Regions from separate parts of the Homo sapiens genome. Here region 1 is linked to region 2. Evidence: read pairs that join two places in POLR2A ChIA-PET (ENCODE). Cell type or tissue: K562. All regions are shown on one strand. Each heading gives the region's core, and the rest is flanking DNA. Links, peaks and the distances in the headings are about the cores only.

Region 1 (5,388 bases), core at 194-5,193, 1.1 Mb after region 2:
AGCAATTAAGGTTAGCTACTATTATATGCACAAAAATCATTGCTTTCCTGTAAGCAGCACTATAAGCTTCTTGAGGGCTAGCCTAAGTCTTTCATTGTTTCTATAAACTCAGAGCCTAAATTCTCCAGTATCCAGTGGGCATATAGTAAATGTCTGTTAACTAAGAAGTGGCCTCTATTCTTTTTTTTTTTTAGGAAGATCTTAAATATTTATATGTATATGAACATATATGTACATATACATATGTCTTGCTACACTTTAAATTTAAAAATCTATTAATATGATTTTTGACAAACTAAAGAAAGAATACTATTATTTGGATACCAAGTTCTATGGTGAGTATTGTTTAAAAAACTATCATCTTATTCTTTATGCTATATTGTCTAGTTTCAGTTTGGTTTGGGTCTCTCAATTGATATTTCAGGTGATGATGCCAAACCATCCAAGACTTTCTTTGGAGATAGATATTATTTTGTTATAAAATATATTTTTAGGCTGGGCGCAGTGGCTCATGCCTGTAATCCCTGCACTTTGGGAGGCCGAGGTGGGCGGATCACGAGGTCAAGAGATCGAGACCATCCTGGCTAACATGGTGAAACCCCGTGTCTACTAAAATTACAATAAATAAATAAATAAATAAAAGATATTTTAGCACTTTGGGAGGCTGAGGTGGGTGGATCACCTGAGGTCGGGAGTTCGAGACCAGCCTGGCCAACATGGTGAAACCCTGTCTCTACTAAAAATACAAAAATTAGTTGGGCGTGGTGATGCACATCTGTAATCTCAGCTACTTGGGAGCCTGAGGCAGGAGAATCGCTTGAACCCAGGAGGCAGAGGTTGCAGTGAGCCAAGATCACGCCACTGGATGCCAGCCTGGGCGACAGATCAAGACTCTGTCTCAAAAAAATAAAAAATAAAAAAAGATATTTTAGGGCAAAATTCAGCCTTTATCTCTATTGTCTTAGTATCTCTTTGAGAGTATCTTTATTATTATTATACTTACAGCTCTAGGGTACATATGCACAACATGCAGGTTTGTTACATATGTATACATGTGCCATGTTGGTGTGCTGCACCCATTAACTCGTCACTTACATTAGGTATATCTCCTAATGCTATCCCTCCCCGCTCCCCCTGCCCCACAACAGGCCCCAGGGTGTTATGTTCCCCACCCCGTGACCAAGTGTTCTCATTGTTCAGTTCCCACCTATGAGTGAGAACATGCGGTGTTTGGTTTTCTGTCCTTGCGACAGTTTGCGCAGAATGATGGTTTCCAGATTCATCCATGTCCCTACAAAGGACAAGAACTCATCCTTTTTTATGGCTGCATAGTATTCCATGGTGTATATGTGAGAAATGGCCTCTATTCTTACATGGCCTCTACACTTACATGAGGAACTAGGACTACCTCACTCCCTACCATTAATCTCTACATAATCATGAAAAGTATTCATTAAGCATCTCTTTGTGGAAGCACTACACTGCACACTAATCAGAAGGCTAAAGAGACATGACCTGCTCTTCAGGGGTCTCTCGTCACTTTTCTCCATACCTGTTCATTGGTTGTGCGTCCCCTGGCCACCAGAACCACGTGAAATCCCGTGAGGCCAGCTACAGGGATGAAGAATAAGCCAGCCACACACATTACTGCCATTCTGATGCCAAACAATCAAGGAGAACAGAGCAACATGACCTCACTTTCCCCGGCCCCTACTGCAGCCATTTTCCCTTTAGCCCTCATTCCTCCCCCTTCCAATCCCACAATCTAAAAGGCCTTGAAGGATACGTGACAGCCGTGCGGACCCCTGAGAGTTCCTCTATGTGGTAGAGGACATAAAGGAGGCCAAAGCCAAACACACCCATAATGTGGGCTGTCAGGGAAAGGAGGAAAAGGAAAAAATAACGGTAGTTCCGGCGACCAATACAGTTATTCACCCAGGGGCAGTGATGATCAAATTCCTAGGGACAAAGAGAGACAGATGAGAGGCATCCCTGGACCATAGCATTAAATTACTTCTGTCAAGAAGAGAAACAAATGGCAGCTAAGTTTTGATCATGGTCACCAATTAGTTCAAAATTAAATCCAGTTTATTTTGCTCTATAAATCTGCAAGGGAGACCTTCCAGAGGTTGGTCAAAGGCCAAGGCCAACCAGGCGTAGTGGTGCACACTTGTAGTCCCAGCTACTTGGGGGGCTGGGGCTTGAGCCCAGGAGTTCAAGGCTGTAGTGAACTATGATGACTGCCTGTGAATAGCCACTGTACTGGGCAACATAGCAAGACCCCATCTCTTAAAAAAAAAAAAAAAAAAAAATTGGCCGGGCGCGGTGGCTCACGCCTGTAATCCCAGCACTTTGAGAGGCCGAGGCGGGTAGATCACGAGGTCAGGAGTTCAAGACCAGCCTGACCAACATGGTGAAACCCCATCTCTACTAAAAATACAAAAATTAGCCGGGCGTGGTAGCGCGTGCCTGTAATCCCAGCTACTCAGGAGGCTGAGGCAGGAGAATCGGTTGAACCCGGGAGGCGGAGGATGCAGTGAGCCGAGATTGCGCCATTGCACTCCAGCCTGGGCAACAGAGCGAGACTCCGTCTCGATAAATAAATAAATATATATATATATAAAAAAGACCAAGGCCGGCTCTCAATGTTTATCCTATGTGACCAAGGAACTCTAAAAGTGACGAATGTCAGAGGTTTTGCAGAAACATCAAGATTCATAAGAAAAGAGGATTAGAAGGAAGATTTGGCAGGTAACTGCTTATAGCTAAGTGAAAATGGAATGGAAAAAGGACAAGGGATGCAGAAGGACAGGCAGGAAAACAACTACAACAAATTGAAACACAACAGCATGATTTTCTGGAAGAGAAAATGCAAAGCCAGGATAAATAACCAAAACTGAGCCAATAGATAGAAGGCTAGAACTATAAATCTTGGTGTCAAGAAAGCCTACACCCTGCTAGTGCAATGGCTCATGCCTGTAATCCCAGCACTCAGCACTCTGGGAGGCCAGGGCATGAGGATCACTTGAAGCCAGGAATTTGAGATAGTCCAAGCAACACAGTGAGACCTCATCACTACAAAAAGTAAAAATAAATAAAAAAGAAAGCCTATGCCCATATTGAGTTAAAGCTTCCCTCCTGCAATAATATTTATGCTCTGCCTCTCATGCCATGTCATTATTAACACCATTTGACAGAGCTGGACCATGTGGCCAACGTAGTTAGACAGGACTATACCACATCCAAAGCTAAGAATCTATTATATGGTTAGGATGAAGACAATGAAGGTTAAGCATGAAGTCTTACCCCACCCAGGGTGCTTACCTCCACACAGTTGTCACAGACACTGCAGTGGGAACATCGAGGGGGACGGTAAAAGCGGCAGGTGGCACACCATTTCATGCGCACCTGGATGCCCTTTATCTCCACTGTTTTGTAAAGGGGAGCTCGGAAATCATCTTCCTTGTCCTCATCCTCCTCAGCTGTAGAGAGGAAAAGTCAATTAAAAACAACTATGCCAGAACTGTAGTAAGTGCTAGGGATTCAATGATGTTTAAAATATAGCTTCTGCCTTTGAGGAATTCACAGTCTAATGAGTGAGACTAGGAACTAGGAACTATAAGACTGTGAGGTCAGGTCTTTATACAACACTATGGGAACATGGATGAGGGAGCAATTTATTCTGCATTGGGAAGTGAGGTTCGAGATAAAATGACTCAAGAGGTAGCTCTTGTATGCATCTGCTGGTGTTATTTGGTTTAAGTATATGAATATATTTTAAAGAAATAGTTTACATATCAAAGCACATACATAATGAGTTTGCATAAGAGTTCAGTATCTACATTTATATGAGTGAACTATAGCAATCCAAGAGAGGAACTAACATCAACCTTTTTTTCCAGGCACGAATCCTTTGCCCAGCCAACCATGGTGGCTCACGCCTGTAATCCCAACACTTTGGGAGGCCGAGAAGGGCGGATTGCCTGAGCTCAGGAGTTCAAAACCAGCACGGCCAACATGGTGAAACCTCGTCTCTACTAAAAACACAAAAATTAGCCTGGTGTGGTGGCATGCACCTGTAGTCCCAGCTACTCAGGAGGCTAAGGCAAGAGAATCGCTTGAACCCGGGAAGTGGAGGTTGCAGTGAGCTGAGATCACGCCACTGCACTCAAGCCTGGGCAACACAGCAAGACTTCATCTTCATCTTAAAAAAAAAAAAAAAAAAAAAAAAAACTTTCCCAAAATGTCTTCCCCTACTCTATGAATTTTCTCTACATATACGTATTTCAGTATTATTTGTTGCACAAGCATAAATGCCCTTTCTCTCAATTTTCAGCTATCAGAAACCCACCATCCCATTTCAAAACTTAAAAGACATTATTTGCCTTCTCATATACAGTTAGCAATTTTTTTTTTCTTGAGACGGAGTCTTGCTCTGTTACCCAAGCTGGAGTGCAAGGGCGTGATCTTGGCTCACTGCAACCTCCACCTGCCGGGTTCAAGTGATACTTCTGTCTCAGCCTCCCAAACAGCTGGGATTACAGGCGCACGCCACTTCGGCAGCTAATTTTTTGTATTTTTAATAGAGACGGGGTTTTACCGTGTTCCCCAGGCTGGTCTCAAACTCCTGAGCTCAGGCAATCCACCTGCCTCAGCTTCCCAAAGTATTAAGATTACAAGCATGGGCCACCGCACCCAGAGCAATTTTTATTATTAACCTAGAAAAAAAAAATGTGGGAAGGAAAAATTAAATAGATGATAGTGTGGAATTAAAAATTAAGTTTTCAAATTTTACTGATTTCTTTACATAGCATTTTTTCATATTTACATCACAAGAAATGCTAGGTAAAGAACTGTACAGCTGGGTACGGTGGCTCATGCCTGTAATCCCAGCACTTTGGGAGGCCAAGGAGGGCAGATGACTTGAGGCCAGGAGTTCAAGACCAGCCTGGCCAAAATGGCGAAACCCCATCTCTACAAAAAATATAAAAATTAACCAGGGGTGGTGGCACACGCCTGTAATCCCAGCTACTTGGGAGGCTGAGGCAGGAGAATGGCTTGAATCTGGGAGGCAGAGGTTGCAGTAAGCCAAGATCATGCCACTGCACTCCAGCCTTGGTGACAGAGTAAGACACTGTCTGGAAAAAAAAAAAAAACACACACACACACAAATATATACTGCAGATACATGGTATACATAAATATACACATATATTTTTTAAGTCTTCAAAATATTGCAAGGATATATACCACAATATAACAGTAGTTAGCTCTGGTCTGTGAAATTATAGGTAATGTTTTGCCTTTTTTGTACTTCGTACATAATGAATGTGCACTACTTATTGAAATCTTTAAATAAAAGATTTTTTCTTTTGGTCAGGCACAGTG
Region 2 (5,388 bases), core at 115-5,114:
TCTCCATTTTGTTCAGTTCAGCTTGGATTTTGTTCATTTCTTTTCTTCTGCTAGCTTCTGGTTTGGTTTGCCCTTGTTTTTCTAGTTCCTCTGGGTGTGATGTCAAGCTGTTATTTTGAGACATTTCTGACTTTTTGATGTGGATAATTAGTGCTATGAACATTTCTCTTACCACTGCTTTGTCTATATCTCAGAGATTCTGATATGTTGTATCTTTGTTTTCATTAGTTTCAAAAAAATTGCTTTATGCCTAAATTTTATTGTTTACCCAAAAGTCATTCAGGAGCAGGTTATTTAATTTGCATTTAAATATATGGTTTTGAGATATCTCATTGGTATTGACTTCTATTTTTATTGTGCTGTGATCTGATACTGTGGTTGGTATGATTTGGTTATTTTTGAATTTGTTGAGAATTGCTTTATGGCTGAGAATGTGGTTGATTTTAGAGTATGTGCCATGTGCAGAGTAGGAGAATGTATATTCTCTTGTTTGGAGTGGTAAGTGGTATGTTCTGTAGATGTCTGTGAAGTCTATTTGGTCAACCATTGAATTTAGATTCTGAATATTCTTGTTAGTTTTCTGCCTCAATTATTTGTCTAATACTGTCAGTGGGGTGTTGAAATCTCCCACTATTATTTTGTGGTTATCTAAGTTTCTTCACAGGTCTCTAAGAACTTGTTTCATAAATCTGGGTGCTCCGGTGTTAGATATATATATATATATATATATATGTATAGAGAATAGATATACATCTATATATAATATTTAGTATATAATATTAAATATATTTAAATAATAAATAATATGTAATATGTATACTATTTAAGTCTTCTTGTTGAATTGAACCCTTTATCATGATGTAATGTCCTTCTTTATCCTTTTGATCATGGTTTGTTTAAAATGTACTTTGAGATAAGAATAGTAACCCTTTTTTTGTTTTCTGTTTGCTTGATAGATCTTCTTCCATCCCTTTACTTTGAGCCTATGATTGTCATTATATGTGACATGGATCTCCTGAAGAGAGCATATAGTTGGGTCTTACTTCTTTATCTAATTTGCCACTCTGCACCCTTTAAGTGGAATCATTTAACTTGTTTATATTCAAAGTTAATACTGATATGTGTGGATGTGATTCTGTTATTGTGTTGTTAACTAGTTGTTATGTAGGCTTGATTGTGTAGTTCCTTTATAGTGTCAATGGGCTGTGTACTTCACTGCGTTTTTGCAGTGGCCAGTAATGGTCTTTTGATTCCATGTGTAGTGCTCCCTTAAGGACTCCTTTTAAGTCAGGTCTGGTAATAAATTCCCTTAACATTTGCTTGTCTGAAAAGCATTTTATTTCTCTTTTGCTCATGAATTTTAGTATAGCTGTATAGGAACTTCTTGATTGGAATTTCTTTTCTTCAAGAATGCTGAATATAGGCCCCCAATCTCTTCTGCCTTTTAGAGTTTCTGCTGAAAAGTTTTCTGCTGGCATGATGATGTTCCCCTTGTGGGTAGGTGACATGCCCCTTCTCTTTAGCTGCCTTTAATATTTTTTCTTTTGCATTGACCTTGGAGAATCCGATGACTATATGTCTCAAGGATGATCATCTTGTATAGTATCTTGCAGGGGTTCTGTGAATTTCCTAAATTTCTTTGTCAACCCGTTTAACTAGGTTGAGGAGATTTTGATGGACAATGTTTTGCAACTTGCTTACTCTCTTTTTTAGGGATGCCAATGAGTCATAGGTTTGGTCTCTTTATATAATCCCATATATCTCAAGGTTTTGTTCATTCTTTTTTATTTTTGTCTGACGAAGTTAAATCAAAGAACCAATCTTTGTTGTGAGACAATCAAAGACCAAAGAGATCGATAAATGTTCAGGAGAGTCCATTAAGGTGATCACCAGCCCAGACGGACATGTGTCCAGAAAGCCTGAGCCCCGAAGAAAGAGCTTCTACTACTTTTAAATATCTTAAGGCAGGAACTACGTGAAGCAGGAAGCAAGTTACAGAAGCAAGAAACAACGGCGGCATTGCAACATTTCTTACATTTTGAGAAAGACATGACTTGCAACCTAAACTTATCGGTCTTGTGACCCTGCAGTCGTGCAGGAACTCGCTGGGCCTGTAATAAACTTTGAAGAATGTGGAGTTGGGGAGCATAGATAAGGTCCACTGTCCACAGAGAGAAGACAGGCTGTTAATATTCCCTTGTAACTTGAGTGTAAGGGGAGGTCACACTTTGCAGCAACTTTAAGAGGATTTTAAAACTTCTATTACTACTACTATTAGGTTATAGTTGATTTCATTAATTCCTTCTTCATTCCCCCCTTTTGGTGCATGACACAAATGTAGATTAGTAAAGAGAACCACAGTTAGCTATTTTTTCTTGAGTGGGTACATACTCATCTTGGGATACTGGTTGGTACTTTTGCAGAGCCACTATTCATGTGGTGGTATGTCTGGCTACTATTGCTTCTATGGTGGATTGGATGCTTCTGATGAGAAGTGGCAGGAGACAAGAAAGCAGGAGGCATACACCTATTATGGCCACAAAGCCTATTATTAAAGTTTTAAAGCCTCCAAACCATGAAAACCATCCTCCAAAGGGTGAACTCGGGTTCCAACCAGACCACATCTGGGCCAGAACATGAGCTAACTTTAGCATCCTGGCAGTGATTTTCATGACAGCTTTTCCATTGTCATCAATTTGTAAAAAGCAATTCATTAAATTAAGTTTTCCACAAACTCCTCCTTCTGAAGCTAAAAGATAATCCAGGGCTAACCTGTTCTGATAAATGGCATCTCTCATCTGGGTCGCCTGTATGGCTAGCAAGTCTAAGGCTCAGGCTGTTTCAATGACTATAATTTCCAGAACTGCTTGCAACCTTGTGATGCAACTTAACATATAAATAGGAGTATGGTATCTCCATGACCCATTTTGTGCCCAGGTGGCTGGTACATAGTATTTGTTAATTCTTTCAAGGGGCCATTCATTCTCTTTCCAGCTCCCTATTTCAATGTCCTTTTAATGGTAGTATTTATTTTTTCCAAGTACTTATTTTTGTAAACACATTTCTTCAGACTCTTTTTCTGCCTTCATCATAGACCAGATACCTTAGATTTTTCCCTTGCTGCAGTGGGAGTAGGAAAAAGGATAGCCTTATTGTTCCTAATACACTCGCCCCTATCCATTTATCAGACAGCAATTGATAAGCTTTTGTTCCACAGATCCAATATAATCCTGCAGGTGTTCCTCAAATTCAGGCAAGGTAAAACTGTCCTGTGGCATCAGTTCTCTGGCTTCCAGGGCCATTGATCTTCTATATTAGTACCTCCACATACATCAGCTTGGCAGGCATCAAAATATATGGAGACAGGCCCTTTATGCAAGTAAGGGAATACTTCTGTTTTGTTTACAAGTTTATTGACCCCGGTTTCTGTGGGGTTTGTATATGATGGCATTAGGGATTTGCCAATTTGGACTTCAAATGAGAAATCACAGGGCAAGAACTCTGGGTCATAACATACTTAGGGTTGCCTGTTTCCAGGATCACAGACTGAGTAACAAGTCTGGTTATAGACACAAGTTCCTGTATGAGTCCCTGTACACTCATAGTAGGTCTGATATAACAGAGTTTTAGTCACACCTTTTCCGGACCAGGCTTCTATCATACAGTGATGACAGTCATCTTGGTCCCCATTTATAACCATAGGTGAAAGTGTCAGTGGCTTTAGTATTACTAGTATGATTAAACTTATACTATGCATGGGCACCCCTCTGGGCAACAAGCTTGGCAGCATTTGCAAAGATAACATGACAGCAAAATAGTCAGTACAAGTAAGAGTATAACTATGTTTGTAAATTCAACCCACATTTACTTATCTATCATTGACTTTCTCAGGCTTCAGCCATGCGTAGACTAGTCAGCTTCCAGTTGTGACTAGAACAGGGCTCGATGTTTCCTTAAGCTTCAGCCATGCGTGGACTGACCCAGCCTCTGGTGTGGTTGGAGCAGGGCAGTTGTTCAGTTGTTCTTGTCAGCAGTGGCTTGATTTCACTGTAGGATCAGCCGTGTTGGGTGGTCTGGGTATTGTTGACTGGTCCACTGGTCCTGGGCAGTGGCTGCTGTTGGTTTCAGCTGGCTATGAAGAACCCAAGGTATGATACCTGCAACTTTAACAGCAGCGGGGGTAGGCAAGATCACAATATGGGGACCATCCCATAAAGGCCCAAAAGTGGTTGGGTTCCATCGTTTGATCCAGACAGAGTCTCCAGGTTGGAAGGGATGGACTGCATCTGTGAGGCTAACAGGTATTCTTTCTCTAACCCACCCTTGTATTTCCTGCATGGCCTCACCTAAGGCTTGCATTTGCCTTCTTAAGGTTAATTCCCCAATTTTTTAAAATCCCCTTTTATCAGAGTTATGATTGGGGTCAGCTGAACACTATTTCATAGGGTGAATACCCAGTTAATTTAATAGGGGTGCACCTGACTCAGAGCAGGACCATAGGCAGCACCTGAACCCACTTTAGATGAGTTTCTTTGCAAAACTTCTTTAACAGCTGTTTCAGTGTCCAGTTCATTCTTTCAACTTTTCCATAACTCTGTTGGCAATAAGCTGTATGCAGTTTCCATTTGATTTTTAACATCTGCGTTAGCTGTTGTACTATTTCTGCCACAAATGCTGAGCCATTGTCTGATAAGAAAGTGCAGACAAATACTAGCATGTACCGGTAGCCTCTGGCTTGAGACAGCTTGGTAAAATCCACAAGCAGGTTTTCACAGGGTGTAGCTCCAGTTTCTTGAATCCTTGGGGGCCGTGTTGGCCCCTGCCATGGATTGTTTTGGGCACCAGCCAAGAATTGCTCAGAAACAGCTCCAGTGATGGCAGTTAGGTGTGGCACGTAGAAATGCCATCCTACAAGAGTTTCTAATGCAATTTTTCCCATATGTGTTCCTTGATAAAACTGCTTTATGAACCAGAGGGCTATTGCTTCTGGGATGGCAAGCCTCCCATCTGAGAACTTCCACCAACCTCCTTTCTGGTAACTTCCACTCTCCTCTCAAACTAAGCCTTTTCATTAGAGGAGTAGTTAGGGGGTTCTGTAAGTGGAAGCTCCAGTAAGGGCATGGTAAGTGTTTTCTCTTCCTTCTTAGTTACCTCTGCCATTGCAGTTCTTTTGGCTTCTCTATCTGCCTTTCCATTTCCTCTAGTCTCGTCACCTCCTACTGTTTTATGCATTTTGCAATGGATGACTGCTACTTCTTTTGGAGCCCATATAGCTTCTAAGAACTGCTCTATTTTCTTTTTATTTTTGATTTCCTTTCCTTCAGTAGTTAATAATGCTCTTTCCTTATATGGCTCCATGAACAGGCAAAGTGGCAAAAGCATACCTTG

What was found. ChIA-PET counts read pairs that join two places held together with the same protein. Peaks named below come from ENCODE experiments on the same cell type or tissue, not always from the same donor. Only the 100,000 strongest peaks of a DNase experiment are listed, where the experiment ranks them.
Region 1: POLR2A ChIA-PET joins it to region 2 with 5 read pairs; 2 of 35 experiments call an interaction of 5 or more read pairs at or near these places.

Annotation. Positions count from the first base shown.
Region 1 is chr11:57,686,602-57,691,989 of GRCh38, reverse strand. It overlaps ZDHHC5 (zDHHC palmitoyltransferase 5), which reads right to left. Exons shown (of 12, transcript NM_015457.3): 4 at 3,325-3,482; 5 at 1,787-1,959; 6 at 1,553-1,655. Among named protein-coding and RNA genes, the nearest start is that of ZDHHC5, 21 kb to the right of the region's middle. In K562, for the core only: no CTCF peak of the experiment used is centred there; no DNase peak of the experiment used is centred there.
Region 2 is chr11:58,773,771-58,779,158 of GRCh38, reverse strand. No RefSeq gene overlaps it. Among named protein-coding and RNA genes, the nearest start is that of GLYAT, 45 kb to the right of the region's middle. In K562, for the core only: no CTCF peak of the experiment used is centred there; DNase peaks (open chromatin) are centred at 2,128 and 4,678; H3K4me3 peaks cover 55 bases.